Regions from separate parts of the Homo sapiens genome. Here region 2 is linked to region 1. A link is a loop called in an ENCODE intact Hi-C map of the cell type or tissue named here. Cell type or tissue: HepG2. All regions are shown on one strand. Each heading gives the region's core, and the rest is flanking DNA. Links, peaks and the distances in the headings are about the cores only.

The links. Peaks named below come from ENCODE experiments on the same cell type or tissue, not always from the same donor. Only the 100,000 strongest peaks of a DNase experiment are listed, where the experiment ranks them.
Region 2: it touches region 1 in a loop (6-fold over the local background); 4 of 110 quality-filtered maps call a loop at or near these places.

The regions. Positions count from the first base shown.
Region 1 is chr6:41,458,295-41,467,210 of GRCh38, reverse strand. The region is part of intron 2 of LOC112267957 (a long non-coding RNA gene); the gene reads left to right. Among named protein-coding and RNA genes, the nearest start is that of LINC01276, 40 kb to the left of the region's middle. In HepG2, for the core only: CTCF peaks have their summits at 1,906 and 3,707 (motif pointing left); DNase peaks (open chromatin) are centred at 3,720, 5,031 and 7,290; H3K27me3 peaks cover 1,078 bases.
Region 2 is chr6:41,520,115-41,529,030 of GRCh38, reverse strand. FOXP4-AS1 (FOXP4 antisense RNA 1) reads left to right here. Exons shown (of 2, transcript NR_126415.1): 2 at 4,806-5,136. Among named protein-coding and RNA genes, the nearest start is that of FOXP4, 22 kb to the left of the region's middle. In HepG2, for the core only: no CTCF peak of the experiment used is centred there; DNase peaks (open chromatin) are centred at 905 and 4,070; H3K4me3 peaks cover 657 bases.

The DNA.
Region 1 (8,916 bases), core at 629-8,628:
TGTGCGAGCCCTGGGACAGGACAATTAAGAACTGGGCTTAGCCAGCCAGGGAAATTTATTGCTATCAAATCCATATTTCTATTTTCCCCCTGAACAGTAACCTATTTGAATATGATTAAAGGGTTTCATTACGGCAGAGAGAAAGGCCCGTGTCCCGTGGTTCCTTGTGAGCTCACAAACACAGGCTTGGAGCTGGGCGCCCCTGTGAGGATATGGGTGGGGGCCAGTGGGGAGGGGAGGGGAGGACCCAGGGGTCCAGAAATTGAACATTAGGGAGCCGGCTCCCTGTGTAGGCAGGTCTGGTTGGAGAAAGTGGTTGGCTAGAAATGGGGTCTGGGAGTCTCTGGTTCTCTGACTCTTGGCAGAAGGTACCGGAAGATTCATTAGTAGATGGGGAAACTGAAGCAGCTTGAGGTTGTTGAGTAATAAGAGGTTGGGCAACTTGGTGAAGGACACTCAAATTTGTGAGAGTGGTAGATCCAAGACTGGATGCAAATCCAGTGCTATCCTTTCCTTCCCTCCCTTCCTCCTTCCTCCCCCCTTCTCTTCCTTCCTTCCTTCCCCCTTTTCCTTCATCCTTCCTTCCTCTCTCCTTCCTTCTGCCTTCCTTCTATCCCTATCTCCTTCTCCTTTCCCTCCTCCCTTTCCTCCCTTCCTCCTTCTTCCCTCTCTTCCTTCCTTCCTTTCTTCCCCTTTTTTTCTTTCTTTCTCCTCTCTCCATCTCTCCATTCCTATCTCCCTCTCTTCATCCCCATCTGCCTCTCCTTTCCCTTCTTCTTTTTTTTTTTTTGAGACGGAGTTTTACTCTTGTTTCCCAAGCTCAAGCGATTCTCCTGCCTCAGCCTCCCGAGTAGCTGGGATTACAGGCATGCGCCACCATGCCTGGCTAATGTTTGTAGTTTTAGTAGAGACGGGGTTTCTTCATGTTGGTCAGGCTGGTCTCGAACTCCCGACCTCAGATGATCCGCCCACCTCGGCCTTCCAAAGTACTGGAATTACAGGTGTGAGCCACCACACCCGGCCCCCTTCTCCTTTTCTTTTCCTTCACATTTTGTGTTCCCCCACAGTGCTAAGTGCTCTAGAGAGAAATGTACAGTCTGGAAATGTACAGTCTGGGAAATGTACAGTCTGGGAAATGTATAGTCTAGGGAAATGTACAGTCTGGGAAATGTACAGCCTGGGGAAATGTACAGTCTGGGGAATGTACAGTCTAGGGAAATGTACAGTCTGGGAAATGTACAGTCTGGGGAAATGTACGGTCTGGGAAATGTACAGTCTAGGGAAATGTACAGTCTGGGGAAATGTACAGTCTGGGAAATGTACAGTCTGGGGAAATGTGCAGTCGGGGAAATGTGCAGTCTGGGAAACATACAGTTTGCGGAAATGTACAGTCTGGGAAATGTACAGTCTGGGGAAATGTACAGTCTGGGGAAATGTACAGTCTGGCTGAGGAGATGAGATATAGAAAAGGGGGCTGAGAAGAGTTGGAGACAGTGGATGGCTGAATGTGAAGAGTGGTGCCCACGCTGAGTTCTGAAGGGGCTCAGGATGGGTTCCAAGGGGCAGGGAGGGGGTGGGGTGGCAAATCCCCAGAAAGATCTGTTGTAACACAAACAGATGGCAAAGAATTTTTCTTCCCTAGAAGTCTGCACATTATCACTCTGATCTATAGCAGAACCTTAATAAGATCTGGCTGTTGCCCCTTCCTGCTTTGTCAGCTACACCTAAACCAATAATGATCATGATCATGATACCAAGAATAATTCTAATGCTCCTGTGGATTTTCAGATCACTTAAGTTTATAACGTGCTTTCACACCCCTGTCCTCAAATTCTCAAAATAACCCTTTAAAGGGGGGCAGCTTGCCCAGCAAGCTACTCCCCAGCCCCTACTTGTGGCAGCTTTCTTCTTACTGGAAGCCCTAAACAAAAGAATTCTGGCCTGTGGTGGCACTGTAGTCCCAGCTACTTGGGAGGCTGAGGCAGAAGGATCACTTGAACCCAGGAGTTCGAGGCTACAGTGAGATATAATTCTATGATTGCAGCACTGCACTCCAGCCTGGGTGATAGAGTGAGACCCCCCCACCTTTTTTTTGAGACGGAGTCTTGTTCTGTCGCCAGGCTAGGGTGCAGTGGCACCATCTCGGCTCACTGCAACCTCCACCTCTGGGGTTCAAGCGATCCTCCTGCCTCAGCCTCCTGAGTAGCTGGGACTACAGGCGTGCGCCACCATGCCCAGCTAATTTTTTGTATTTTTAATAGAGACAGGGTTTCACCACATTGGCCAGGATGGTCTCGATCTCTTGACCTCATGATCCGCCTGCCTCAGCCTCCCAAAGTGTTGGAATTACAGGCATGAGCCACTGTGCCCGGCCAAGACCTCCTTTCTAAGAGAGAAGAAAAAGAATAGTGGCCTTGCCAGAGAGACCAGCTGTAACTCCTGTGGCCATGGGTGGGTGGTGGGTACATGGAAGAGCACCCTCACGTACAGCACATGCGCACATGAGCAAACGGCGAATCCTATTCCATAGGAAATAATTAAGCGCTGAATCATGTGTACTGAGCTGGGAGGAGGCTGAGATCACCCAGGGATGATTCCAGAGTGTGGGGCAGGATTTGGAGACAGAGCCCTGGCCTTCCAAATAGGCCCTGGATATGAGAAAGAGGGGAGCCCAGAGAGAGACTTGGGAAGGGGCAGCCAGCCAGGCTGGGGATCTGAGAAGGGATGCGTTGATGGTACCACTAGAGTGAGGGGAGGGAGGGCAAGGTTTGAAGTCAAGGTCGGTGTGCTCCTCAGCTCCTCCAGCCTTGGTCTTCTCCTCTAGCCTTTCTGGTTCCCTGTCTTGTCTTCTGGTGCTTCCCCTCTCCCTTCATTGGACAACCCTGAGTTTCATACCTGGAGCTCACAGAGACTGCAGTGGTGCACCCTGGGAAGCTGGATGAAGCAGCGCTACCCACACTAGGATCTGCCTTCAGGGGCCCACTCTCCCACGAGGACATATGCTGGCCTCATGCTCCCAAAACTTGGGCATCACCAGGGTAGTGAAGGAGGCACATGAGGAGTTGATCAAGGGTGCGAGAAGATCCCTTCTGATACTGGGCAGTGCCCCTCCCTGGTCTTCCCCCTCTCCACCTCCCATCCATCTTACAACAACTTCCCCCATGTGCACCCTACTCTCTCCTGCTATACTTTTCAGAGTCTGCTCTTTTTTTCATTCACTCATTCATTACTCCTGCATTCATCCATTCAACCAACATTTACCAAGCACGCTCTGGGATATAAAGATGTTTTATACTGCATCCTTGTTTGCAAAGAGCTCATTATCTATTAGAGAAACGGGCACGTGCAGAGCAAAGAATAATGCCTAGAGGAGCGAGGGACAGATTCCAACCAGGCACGACCACCCTCTAAAGTGGGCAAGGCAGATACTGTTCTCACTTGAGAGGTGAGCAGACTGAGGCTCAGAGTTCTACTAAATAGCCCAAGGTCATGGTTGAGTGTGAGAAACAAAAACCCACTCACCTGACAAGCGAGTTGGCTTGTCACAAGTTCCTACCTACTTCCTTCCAGTTCTTCCTTCCCTAAAATCATCTAATTTCACATTCAGTCCTGGCCTCTGTTCATCTGCCCACTCAGGAGTGTTGGTTAAAATAATAATCCCGTATACTGACCAATAAGAATGGACGCTGGTCATAGCAATGGAGCAGGGGCCTGAGGCCCCCTGCTGGGCGGGGTGCTAATGTTTACTTGCTGAATGGTATGAGGTCCAGCAAGTCCCAGATGGTTGGAGGTTGGCCTTCCCTGGTTAGGGGCAACGACTACTTACTAACTTTAACAACCAGCCTCGGCACAGTGACATACAGCACCTAGTGATCAGTGTTGCATCCATCCACTCATCCATCTGTTCATTTACCCATGATTCCCATCCATCTGTAAACCTATCACCCCACACTGGCCCCACCCACTAGGATGCACTGAAGACTGTAGGGGAGCATCTTTGAAGTCAAAGACAAGCTTCCTTCTCCCTAGGAGCTTACGCTGGGGAGTTGGGGAGCCAGGACCGACCCATTCAAATGTTAAACAACAGCCCAAGAGGTGTCTCAGGGAAGTTCAGGACGGGTTGCCTAGTGCCTGGCATGTGCCTGAAGGGTTCAGAGCAGTTAAGATGTTGTGTATGTGGGTGAGGAAGGAGAGAGCAGGGAGGCTGTCAGGGTGCAACTAGCCTTTGAGCTGGAGCTTTGAGCAAATGATGGTAAGCCTCTCAGCTTCTCCTTGGCCCGGCCTCCTTCTCTATCCCTAATGTCCAGGTCTGAGTATTAGTTTGTTGTGGGCCTGCCTACACGCTCCCTCAGAAACCAGAGGGCAGGGACCCAGAGGTGCCGCTTACTCTGATCCTGGACTCTCTCTTGGGCACACACAATGCCTCCTACAAGGAAGGAGCCGGCCTGCTGTTGGGTTTCCAGCTCTCCCCCTCTACCTTCTCTTTCCCTCACTTTCCTTCCAGGGGCTGTCAGTTTAACGGACAGGTGTTTAATTCCAGCCTGTCAGGCGCCTGGAAATGCCAGCCTCACTGCACATCAGTTGGTGGAGTTTGCTTTTAAAAGAGTGGCAAGAAACTGAACTCTGCTATCTGCAGCTGAGCCCTCTCTCTGTCTCCATCTCATTGGCAAATGTGGTTGCACCTTTCTTGCTGTTTTCCATTGAGGCACCTGAGCTCTGGGAAGCAGAGAAGGCAAAGAGCCTCTCCAAGTGCCTCCAGTGGAGGTTGAATGCCTGAGTGCCCAGTGTGACCAGCTATGTCCTTGGCATGTGCTGGGCCTGCTTTTTAACTATTAAGTCATGCCATAGCTAAAACACACTGCTTCTGCAGCCCTGGGGCAGAGAGGCAGCTGTCAGCTTCTCCAGCCGGTGCAAGCTGCTGCTTCTTTCTGTATCCACCCTGCTCCGGTATGAGCCAGGAACTGCGTGCTCACCTCTGGCCTGGGAAATACATGGAAGCAGCCCCAGGAATCTGCCCACAGAGCTCTGGCAGCTTAGCTATAGGGGTTAGAGCATGGTCCACAGTTCACCGTGTAATGCTACCACAGAAGGACTAGCCAACCAGCTCCTCTATGAGTCTTTGGGAGAGGGTGTCAGGGCTGGAAGACCAGAGGTTAGAAAAGAGAACCTATCTTTGGAGGTTGGGGATAAAGCTTGAGGAATTGGGTCAGAAGTAGGGGCCTTTGGGGCATATCAACTAAAGCCAGAGGACAGAGTTCACAGCCCAGCTCAGGCAATGAAAGCACTTGAGTGGCATCTCAGAGGGGTGCTGGGCTCGCCCTGGCACATGGCTTCCCTCTAGTTCCTTTTCTGCCCTCCCATGCCCATTTCCCTCCTGCTTGCTTATCTATTCTTTTTGCTTTGCCATCTCCTACCTGTCCCTCACACAGACCTCCACCCACCACATACCCCAACGAGGCATCACAGTTCCTAACGAAACGGAACCACTGCCAGATGAAATATATTACTATTAAATACTTAATTCTTCTTGTGAGCAGAGAGCAGGCAGTATGAATACGATTATTAAAGAAAATTACTTTGGCTGATCAGATATTTCTGCATACTAATTTCTGACCCCTCTTCCCTCACTCCCGCTTCTTGTCCCTTAGAGACCAGGACAGATAAAATTCCATCACAAATAGCTGATTACTGAGGCTTGCATTAAAAATCACATTTTCTCCCCGCCTCTCCCTCTCTGGAGCCTTTTCTACGCTGATGTCCTTGCTTGAAGAAGGGGTGTCCCTAGATAGCAGCTACCACTGGACAACATCTAGGGAGACCCTATTTCATCCTTCTTCTCCTCTCCCCACACATTTTCTCTGATATCAGCAGATCCACTTTTCCAGCTAGTTCCCTAAATGGCCAGAGATCCTGCAAGCTCCAGGGCTCCTGCTGTCAGCTCCTAAAGCATCTCATCACAGCCTCTTGCTCCACTGTTCTGTGCTTAAGAACATGGTGGGGCTGCCCACTAACCAAGATGGTTGACTTTGCACCAGTGGGATGTCAAGATCTTAAGAGGAGAACAGGAAGTGGGATCAGACCCCACCTTAAAAGGGAGGGACTTCCTAACTGTTCAGAGCTTTTTGATTGGCTAAGCTTTAGACCTCTTTGTAAATATCTGGGGAATACAAAGTGAGGGAATTCATTCATTCACCCATTAAAATCAGCAAACTTGTGTGTGTGTAGAGATGCACATATGTAACTCCAATGTCTAACTCAAAATTACACTTAAATTTTGTATGCCTTGGTTTTCTCATCTGCAAAATGGGGATAATAGCTGTGCCTACTTCACATGATTGTTGTGAGGATTAATGAGTTAATTTACAAAAAGCATTTAGAACACTGCCTAGCACTTAACAAGTATGATGTAAGGGTCAGATATCATTACTATTATTGTTATTGTTACTATTATTACTATTGCTATATATAATTTTTAAAATGTACTCTCCACCTGCTCACGAACGACTCTTCCCCGTAATTCCCTATCAGAGAGCATTTCCCCAGGCCCCTTTCCTAGGTTCCCACTTGGCTTAGCAAGGTTCTCAGTGCCTCCTGGATCCCCTTCTCAATGACCCCTTGACCCCACTCTGAGACCTCCACCTTGGTTCCAACCACTGGTGCCAGAGCAATTACCAGGGTTCTGGCAATCAAGGGTGGTGAGGGGAGGGAGCTAAAAATACACCCATTTTCCACAGTCCCATAAGCCTTCAATTTACCTGCTTTTATAAAAAGATGCTTCCTTAGGTGTCACCAGCAGAAGGTATAATTACAGCCTGGAAATGTTAATTCCCTTGCTCCTGATATGTGGATCGTTGCTCTGCAGGGCTCCTGTCCTCCTCAGAGCCCTGGGAGGGGAGATGGGCAGGCTGTGGGAGGGAGTCAGAGTGGGAGGCAATGCCAGGCCTGAAGGCCAGCAGGGACCACCCTAAATGAGAACAGGAAGCAGTGGAGGAGGTGCCTTCTCATACCTGGCTACCCCCAGGAATCTCCCAGGCGGCTGGGGCTGGAGAAGGTGGACACTGAGCTAGAGACAGATGTGGGGAAGTGGGAACTCTAAGGCACCTGTTTCAGATCAGTGAAACTGAGCTTTATCAATGCTCCCCAGAACTCACTTACCCTTTTTTTCAAATGAGCTAGTTGTACTGTTTTCCCCTCCAGGTCACAGTGAAGTGACACCGCTTTGGGAATGCAGAGAGGACCTATAGGTCACATAGACAGTCATTCCTAATGCATTCTCCCAGTGGGCTTGAGTGTTTGCTCTGGGGCAGGTAGTGGGCCAGGGTAACAGAGATCACAGTGCAGATAGGGAGGAGATGAAGATAGTCATGGTAGGGTGTGGCCAGGGCTGTCCATAAGTAAGCAAAGGGTGATCCAGGGACCAGGACGGAGCAGCCTCACTCAGACAAGGGATCATTCTTGAGCTTTTTTTTAGATGAATTTATTTTTTCTTGAAACAGATCTCACTCTGTCACCCAGGCTGGAGTGCAATGGCGTGATCTCAGCTCACTGCAACCTCCCCTTCCCGGGTTCAAGCCATTGTCTTGCCTCAGCCTCCTGAGTAGCTGGGATTACAGGTGCCCTCCACCATGCCTGGCTAATTTCTGTATCTTTAGTAAAGATGGGGTTTCACCATGTTGGGCCAGGCTGGTCTCGAACTCTTGACCTCAGGTGATCCGCCTGCCTCAGCCTCCCAAAGTGCTGGGATTACAGGTGTGAGTCACCATGCCCAGCCCATTCTTGAGCTTTGAAGGACAAGCAGGGTGTGGCTTGCTAGTCTCCTTGCCCCCATCTGTCCCCCTTCAGTTTATCCACACATGATAGCCAGAGGGATTATCCTAAAACCTAAGAGAGATCATGTCATTCTCTGCTTAGCATCCTCTAATGGTTCCCCATTTCACTCAGAATTATCACAGTGGCCTCAAGGCCCTATTCATCCTGCCTTCCGTGCTGCAGTTTCGGCCATAGCGCTCGGTAGCACCTACTGTTGTGTATTATAGTCATCCATGGGGCAGGACTCCTCGCTGATACCAAAATCCAGGCACCTCAGGTCCCCTATATAAAATGGCATAGTATTTCTACATAACCTGTGCACATCCTCCCATATACTTTAAATCATCTTTAGATTACTTATGATAACTAATACAATATAAATGCTATGTAAATAGTTGTTGTATTGTTTAGGGAATAATAACAAGAAAAAAGTCTATACATGTTCAGTACAGGTGCAACCATTGGAAGCTTAACTACATTTTCTGTCTATGTTTGGTTGAATCCACGATGCAGATGTGGATATGAGGGGTGACTTCTTTGTTTTGTTTTAGTCTCTATCCCTCACCATGATATAAAACTCCATGAGGACAAGGATTTTTGTCTGTTTTGTTCCCAGGGTTCAGAACAGTGTCAGGCACACAGTAGGTGTTCATTAAGTGTTTGTGAATGAATGAGACCCTTCAGGAAGGATTTCCAAATACAGGGCAGAGTAAATGCAAAGTGCAGTGACATGGAAGGGCCCCATGCATTTGGGAAACTTGAGTTCCATATGCCTGGTGCATAAGATGCTGGTGGAAAAGAGGAACAGGATGAGACCAAGGCCAGTGTGGCATTTTTCTATGGAAAAGGCAGAGGAGAGCAGTGACATGGTTATATTTGTGTTTCTGGAAGATTCCATGGGCTGTTGAGAGTGGGTTAGAGCTGAGGAAAGCTGGAGGCAGAAAGACCAGGAAGGAAGCTGTGTAGGCATTCAGGGGAGAGGATGAGGCCCCTGTCCAAAGCAGGGCAGGCATGGACAGAGGTGGGTTTCTAAGAGGCATAGGGGGTCTGCAGTGAGAAGCAAGGTGCCAGGCCTCTTCCCCCTTCTCCAAAACAGGTCATCCTGCT
Region 2 (8,916 bases), core at 616-8,615, 62 kb before region 1:
GCTGACTCTAAACTTCACATCGATCCTGCAAGGATGCTTTCCCTGATGACCTCCCCCTACCCACCACACACCTTATAGATGAGAAAAATGGGCTTCAGAAAAGCCAAGTGACCGGTCTGAGGCCACACAGCGACCCCACGGCAGAGTGGGGACTGGGGTCTGTCTGTTGGGGAGCTCACCCGCATCCCTCTCACCAGGCTGCTTTTCCCGTCTGGCTCCCAGGACCCAGCAGGTGTTCAGCACGTCCACTGATGAATGTGTATGTCTGTGTTTTCTTTCACACACAGTGCAGGCTCCAGCTGCCCCTCTCTCCAAACCCACTCTGAGCTGTGATCTCCCTGCAGGCTCAGAAACTTGCAGACCACTTGGCTTCCTCTACAGCCAGAACTAGCGCCAGCCTGAATTCTCTGGGCTCCAGCCTCAGTTTCCCCTGAGTTTCTTAGGCCTGCACACCTGAGCAAGTCCCTCCCTGCTTTGAGCAGACCCACAGCACTGGTTGGGCTCCTGCTCCAGGCCTGACCCCCACTGTGGAAGCCTCTGGGGTCCAGCCACCTCCATTCTCCTCTCTTCTTCCCAAACGTCAGGCCTGGCACTGCCCCCGCTCAGCCCCCGCTCCCTACGGCCCCCTGGGAGCCCAGGCTTTGCTTGAGGGCAGCAAGTGAAGCCGGCTGTAACAGAGAAACCTCAGGCTCCTCTTTAGAAGTCCCCGGAGGAGGCAGATCTGAGGAAAGGCTGCCAAGAAGGCGCCTGCAGCAATGTCAGCTTGAGAACAACCCGGCTGACAGGATGCTGAGCGGGGATTAAGGTCGGGATCAGGGAAGCCAGGGAAATGAAGGCAAGTTCCCTGCTCCCCTCGCTGCCACCGCTGCCGCTGCGGCTGGGTTTGTCTTCTTGTTTGTTCTGGCTCTGGGAAACTGGGCGGGGAGGGAAGTGGGCAGGGATGAGGTGGGGAGGTGGAGGGAAGGACAGGGGGGAGGTGGAGAAGGGCTGGTATGGGGGTGGAGGGAGGTGGAGGGAAGAGAAAGTCAGGCCTCCTCTGGGTCTTGGGGCTCAGCCAGGGATGGGGCAGAGGCACAGATGGCCCTTACCTGGGACCCTTCCCCTATACCTGTCCCTATAGCTGGTCTGCCAGCCAGTGGAGCAGCCAGTCGCCCCCCGACCCCCACCCCGGAACCCTCCCTCATGTCCTGAGTGTGGGTGGCAGGACCAGTGAGAACACAATTGACCTTGCCCTGAGAGGCTCCCAGCTCAATGAAGCAGATGCAGTCTACCTCCAGAGAGGAGGTGAGCCTGTTTCCACCTGTCTACACATGCAAGATCCCCTGTTCTGGGGAAAGACCATTACCCCAACCTGCCTCATCATTGACATGTCACAAGAGTCCAGCCAAATGGGCTACTGATTTCCAGGTCATCCAGTGCACCACAATTCTAGTGAAACCTCATATCCTTGCATTGCCATTGGTGTGGTAGTGAAGAACGTGGCTTCTGGTTTCAGACTGCAAGGGGTCACCTTTTGGCTCTGCCACTGATTTGCTATGTCACATTGGGCAAGCTGGCTAACTTTCTATGCCTCAGTGGGATAAAATCATAGCACCTCCTCATAAACTTGTCAGGAAGATAGAGGGAGTGGACACGTGCGAAGTGCTTGGCATAGGGCCTGCCATGGAGGACAGAAGACATACGCCATAGGGTAGCTTTATTTATTATTGAGGCAGAGTACAGGAATAAGTGTGGCAATTTGAAGTGACTTGGCTGAAAGCTTCCTGGGGGAAGGGGTGTGGAAATCTGATTTTGGAAGCTGAGACTGGGCAGGGGTAGAGAAGTGAATTAGGGGTATGGAACAGAGCTCCCATTTGCCAGGTGAGTGAGTTAAGGATGTATCTGGTGAGAGGCAGAGAGGATGCATTTTCTAGAAGCCCTCATCCCAGCCAGGCTTTCTCCAAAGTTCCCACTTTAACTAGGGGTAACTCTTCCAGCCCTGCCAAGGGCAAGCCAGGGGTGCCAAGACCATGAAAAGATGCAGTTTTTCATGGTGACCTTCCCAGAATGGAGTCTATTCTAGAAACCCTAGCCATTCAGGGAGACTCCACTTGTACCTGGGTTTTCTGGACCTGGCAAGGGAAGAAACAGGCACAGAGAGTACAAACCTGGAGGCAGATCATCCCTGGGGTTGGGTTCCAGCTCTGTGACTGATCATCTATGTGCCTTGGAGCCAGTCAATTAGCCTCTCTGGACCTTAGCTGCAGGGTCTGTGAAATGAGATAGTAATATGTACCTTAGAGTTGTAATGATGAGCAGTTACTCCATAACTATCCACTGTTGATATTCAGCTTAGCAAAGAGTTGCTGAGGTCCAGCCAGCTACTGGGGCCCCAGTGAATGAGAGACCCTTTCCTAGCCCTTGATAGCTGGTGGCCTGCATGTGAGTCCAAATATGATGCTGAAGGCAGTGGTGCTACCTTAAAGGTCCACCTGGGAACCAAAGAGAAGGAGTTCCTGGCATCCACATCCCAGGCTGCAGGGCCTGCTCCCCTGGCCCACCCTGCAGCCCTGCTTGGGTGTCCCTATCTCTGGACACCCTGGCCAGCAGGCTGGGGATGGGGAGAGTGTTGTAGGGGGAGGGGAATGAGAACCTAGGATGGGGTTCTGGTAATTGGGGAAAAGCTTTGCTGGGTCTGATTTGTGGGGGAAAGCCTTAGGCAAGGAGGCCCAGTCCCTGCAGAAGTGTGTGAGGAGCACCTTATTGGGGATTTTATCTCTAGGGGCCTGGTTCTAGAATTTTAAAAACACCTTTTCTTTTCTTTTTGTTCTGTTAATAGAAGTTATGTATATTTATTGTTTAAAAAAATGGAAAATACAGGCCAGGCATGGTGGCTCATGCCTGTAATCCCAGCACTTTGGGAGGCTGAGGCGCGTGGATCATGAGGTCAGGAGTTCAAAACTAGCCTGGCCAAGATGGTGAAACCCCGTCTTTGCTAAAGCTATAAAAATTAGCCAGGCGTGGTGGCAGGTGCCTGTAATCCCAGCTACTCGGGAGGCTGAGCAGGAGAATCGCTTGAACCTGGGTGGCAGAGGTTGCAGTGAGCCAAGATCCAGCCACTGCACTCCAGCCTAGGTGACAGAGTGAGACTCCATCTCAAAAAAAAAAAAAAAAAAAAAAAAGGAAAATACAGAAAAGCATAAAAAAGGAAATAAAGATCAGCCATAATCTTCCCACCCAGAGATAACCATGGTACGACTTTAGTGTATCTCCTAGTTTTTTTTAAGCTGACTCTCAAACACACATTTACACACACTCACATGGACACACACATTCACACACACATATTCACAAATATACACTCACACGCACTCACACATTTACATACACATATATGTAACTTTTTGTTACATGTTTAATGTACACATGTCTTTAAAAGTTCAGAAACAAGATCATGGAATCATGAATACATCACCATTTTGTCAACTAATATTTTTATTAAATAAAATATTGATAACTTTTTCCCCAGGTCATGACATATTCTTCTCCAACATAATTTAAAATGACTGTATAGTGCTCTGTCTTTGGGCATAAGGCATATCATTTTATCAGTCATCACCTGTTGGTCATCCATCCATTTCTAGATTTTTGCCATTATAAATAATACTGAGGTGAACATCCTTGCAGAGAAATCTTCGAGGGGGTCGCTAACTTTCCAATTGTCTATTCATGTCTGTCTACTCCCGGCTTCGATTTTGAGGCTTTCTAGGCAGGATCTGTGTCTGGTTTGTTGTGACCCCAAAGTCTAGCTTGGCTGCTGGTTCACTGTAGGCATCCAATAATGGTTGAATTGAGTTGCTTTTCTAGAGCATGTGCCCTCGGCTGAGGAATTGGGAAGGTGGATAGATGAGGAAAGAGCCCACCTTTCCTGCTAGAACACTCAGGGGTCCCCAGTGCCTCTATGCTGGACCTGCTAACTTCTCCTAGGAAAACACCTTCCCAAGCACAGAGCCACTGGCCATCCCAGAGGCTCACTGAATGGCCCTCCTGTATCTCTTATCTTCCTTGCCTGGACCCTCCCCCCTCATCCCCTTCCCCCCTCCGCCCCCGATCTCTGACTCTTGAGTTCTTTTGTTGTGTTTTCAAGCTGAAGGCCCAGCAGACAGAGCCCTCTCACCTGCCCGTGTCTGCTGGACAATGTTGCGGCAGCTCCCAGCTCCCCATACAGTGGCCTCCTCCGTGGCCCCCACTTTTGACAGCACAGCCTGCTTGGCTCCTGAGAAGTGCCCACGTGGCACACCTCACCCCTGCCCCTGCTCTGCCTGCCACCTCTCATGGCACCAAAGGAGCCTTTGTCCCTTCCTCATGGGGGCTCTCAGCAGATGCTGACGTTCTGACTGAAACAGATTTGTAGAATCATGGATTTTGAAGTGGGGACCCAGGTCCCAGTGTTTCAGTGGGTCTTTAAAAAAGAGAGAAAGGGAGAGAGAGATGGAGAGAGAGAGAGAGAAAGTGAGCAACAGCACGAGAGGTAAGAGGCAAAAGCTGAGAGGTAAAACTTACTAACTTAATTTCCCCTCACCAGCATCCACACTCCCAACCTCCTGGAATTTCTTCTCTTCTTTTCAATTTTTAATCTCTTCTTTTCCTCTCTTTTCTCTCCCTCTTCCCCCTTTTCACTCCTTTCCTTCTCCTCTTTCTCTGTCTCTCTCTCAGTTCTGACATGAACACCCCCCCCACCCTCCTGTCCCCCTCCCCTCCTCTCCTCCTCTCCCCTCCTCTCCCCTTCTTTTTTAAGTTTTTTTTTTTTTCTTTTAACTTTCAAGGTCATTCCGGACTCCTGACGCCGCCAGTCCCGCGGTGAGACGTGAGCGCCATTGGCGTCCGTGGCCTCTGTTTCCGTGGCAACCTAGTAACCATTAATTTTCAATTAAAGGAGACAAAAAGCTCGATGACAGCTCCAGGTCTGCTGAAGATGTCAAGAATCTGTATTAATATACAGCAAGAGAGCATAATTGTGTGTCCATCTTCCAGAGCAGCGAAAAATGGAGGGATAATTACCAGCTCGAAAGCCACTCTGTAATTTAGTTCTTACTGTCACCACAGCCCTACACATTAGCATAAATTAAAAGCAGAGTTTATTGTTATCAAAGTGCATTGATATCGCCAGACCTGCTTTCTTCCTTTTAACTGTTTGTTGTGGGTGAGTGACTCCCCAACTCTTGCCAGGGTCTCCCCAGGGTGGGGAGAGTGGAAGTGTGGCTGCTAGACCTGAAAGGTCTAGCTGCCAGCCTCCTTCAGGGCAGGTGGGGACAAGGGTCAGCGTGTTGCCCCTCTGATAGGGTCTGGGGATGATGCAGGGGATGGAGGAGGCTTGGATATTTATTCACCTTTCACATGTAAGTGCTTTGTTTTGCCAACGAGTGCTCCAGCTCTTTGCAGAGGGGGCTGCTGCCCCATCGCGGGTCCCCCTTTAGTGCCTAGTACAGTGCAGGGCAGGTGATGAGTGCTCTAAGGCAATGTGTTAAACAAAGGAATGAGTGCATGTGTAGGGGTGTTCTCCCGGGGTGAATGTCAGTGGAGAGACATTGCATTCCCTGTTCAGGGCGTGGCCAGCTCAGGTGGAGATGCTCCTGTCTGTGGCCCAGTTCCTGCTTGGCCACCCAGGACCCCAGCTCCCCAGAGGGGTCCCTCTGGACCCCACGCCCCTAATCTTGCCGCTTGGCCACCCACCTCCATGGCCTGGGTGCTGCCACGGCCACCGCCTTCATACTCACCTCCGAGTGGTTGGAGAACCTCGAAGTGTCTCGCTGCCAGAGTACCAGTGACAGCCACAGAAATCATGAGTTTCCGTGAATGGGGGATGCGGAGTTTTCTTGTATTCTATCCAGAGAGAGCTGTCCTTCAGAGGGGAATTTAGTGTAATTACCCTTAAGGGAGCGATCCTTACACAGTCAGTCACAACACTGACCTCCTGGCTGAGATTTGACAGCAAAATTGCAGGCTGTGTACTCAACAGAAGGGGCATCCTCCTTTTTTGGGTGTTGAGGGGGGAGGCGGGAAGGAAGGAGGAGGAGGGAAAGGAGACTCAGAGGCTTTGAAAAGAAAAGTGCTGGCTTACAGCTGCCAGGCAAGCGGGTTCTCCTTGGCAAGGCGTCTACAGGGCAAGGAGAAGGTGTCCAGAGATCCCCTGGAACTTCACCTGGCTCATGAAGAGGGGCCAAGGTAGGCACTCCAGCCCTTCAGATCTTTGAGCTCTGGTTTGTGATCTTAGCTAAAGTTAATCTTATTGTAAGAAGGATTTGGAGGGTACTAGGCACTATTTGATGAACTTCTCAGGCATGTTTTCCCAAACATATCTGTCCTCGGTCCCTCCCCGGTGCTAGAAGTTCCACTGTTCCTTTTACCTTTAAGTTGACAGATCCAAGACCCTGTAAACCTGCATCTGGGTTACCTGGAAGGACTAATGTGTTAATCTGTGACCACTCCAAATTTAGCATGGATGCATCTCTCAGATGTGCTGGCCCATCACATGACTGAAGCCAAAGGACACAGGGGTCAGGCAAATTTCCGTGAAGGATTGGAAAAAATCTGTTGTATGGGTAGATCTTGATGGACTGTGAAGCCTGGCAAGGAATGGAGGTAAATCCCCAAATCTCAAAGCTGGAAGGGATCCCAGAAGCCAACGGGTCCAAACTTCGCAGAGAAGGAGTCCCCACCTCTCTGTTCTACCTCTACCCAAAACTCAGGGCTGGGCGCGGTGACTCACGCCTGTAATCCCAGCACTTTGGGAGGCCAAGGCAGGCAGATCACCTGAGGTTAGGAGTTTGAGACCAGCCTGGCCAACATGGCAAAACCCCGTCTCTACTAAAAATACAAAAATTAGCCAGGCATGGTGGCACGCGCCTGTAATCCCAGCTACTTGAGAGGCTGAGACAGAAGAATCACTTGAACCTGGGAGGTGGAGGTTGCAGTGAGCCAAGATAGTGCCATTGCACTCCAGCCTGGGTGACAAGAGTGAAATTCTGTCTCAAAACAAAAAACAAACAAAAAACAAAACAAAACAAAAAACAACTCAGCCACCTCTGCCCACACAATTCCTAATAGCACGAGCTAGCTGTCTCTATAGAGGTCCATCCTGCTGTTAAATAGCCCGGACCATTGCCAAATTCCTCCTGAGTGCAAATGAAAATCTGTGTCCGTGAAACTTCTTCCTTCCTTTTGGAGCCCCTTTGGAACAAATCTAGGCTTTCTCTGGCGGGACAGCCCTTCAGCTACGTGGGGACCATGCTCAGCTATTAGTCGTCTTCTCCTCCAAGTCTGGGACCCAGTAGACTCATCACCATCTGGCTCATCCTTTCAGGAAAGTGCCCAAAAGGAGTCTGAAAGGGCACAGGACAGCCCAAAATGCAAATCCAATGTTTATTGAGCATCTGCTATGTTCCAGGCAGAAACACCCACCATATCTCTTTTCTTTTTTTTCTTTTTTTGGAGACGGAGTCTCGCTCTGTCACCCAGGCTGGAGTGCAGTGGCACGATCTCAGCTCACTGCAGCCTCCACCTCCCAGGTTCAAACAATTCTCCTGCCTCAGCCTCCCAAATAGCTGGGACTACAGGCTCATGCCGCCATGCTCAGCTAATTTTTTGTATTTTAGTAGAGATGGGATTTCACTGTGTTGCCCAGGCTGGTCTCAAACTCCTGAGCTTAGGCAACCCGCCCGCCTCGGCCTCCCAAAGTGCTGGGATTACAGGTGTGCACCACTGCGCCTGGCCCCATATCTCTTTTCATCCTCTCAACCAATTCAATGAAGGGAGGATATATTATTCCCATTTTACCGTAGAGAAAAGAAGGACGCAAGAAGCTTCAAATCACTTGCCCCAAATCACCTGCCAGCAAGGGGCAGAGCCAGAACTGGGAGCCCAGACTCCTGACCCAGGCCAAAGACTTTCCTTGAGAATCCAGCTGCGTTGGTCCCTACACCCCTTGGCCACCACTGGGTTTGGGGAATGAGCTCTGCCATCATTCTCCTGTCTCTCTACCTCCATGATGCTTTTCTGCAGGGCCTTTCTCTCCACTTGGCAGGGAGAAGGAATTCCAGGGAAAACCCAGCTTAAGTCCTGCATCCTCCCTGAAGGCTTCCCTGCCCATCCCAGGCCTCAGTAACTGCTTCAGTATAATGACAACATTGGACGTTATTTACTGACCACAGGACTATGCTTCAGCACCTACCCTAAGGTATTTTATTCAATCCTCCAGGCTTTTGCCCTGGCTGAGGGTTCTGCCTGAGCTTCTCTCCCCTCAGATACCTGCATCTCCTTGAAGGACCACCTTCTCTGGGAGGTCCAACCTAACCATCCTTTCCCAGGTCTTTGTACCCGCTTTATTTCTTTCTATAGCTCATGTCACCTTCCGAAGAGTATTTAATTTACTGATTATTGTGCTCATTGCCTATCTTCCTCCTCTTTAAGTTCCAAAAGGACAGAGGCTGTATTTTGTTTACTGTTGCATCCCAAGCACCTAGAACAGTGCCTGACATACGGTAGGTGTACAAGCGATATCTGTCAAATGACAGGAGGAAAACTCAAAACCCTTTGAGGCAGGTGTGTTGTTTTCACAGCAGAGAGGAACTAGGGCTCTAGTTCTGGGTTAGGTGGCTTGTCCAAGGTCACAGAGCTGGCCATACCCAGCTGTGTATTGGGCTGCTGAGTATGAGGCTGTTTGGGGTGGGCCTTGAGCCTGAGCCTGTTCTGAGCTTTGTGTGTGTGTGTGTGTGTGTGTGTGTGTGTGTTTGGTGGCTTCCTAGGGGATTTCTGCCTGCATTCCAACCAGCAGGTCCTTCCAGGCACCCCTCCCCTCCTTTACAGGGCTTCTTCCCTTCCTGCAGCTCCTTTCAGCCCCTGCTTTCTTGCCCCAAGCCTGGAGAGGCCTGTGAGTGC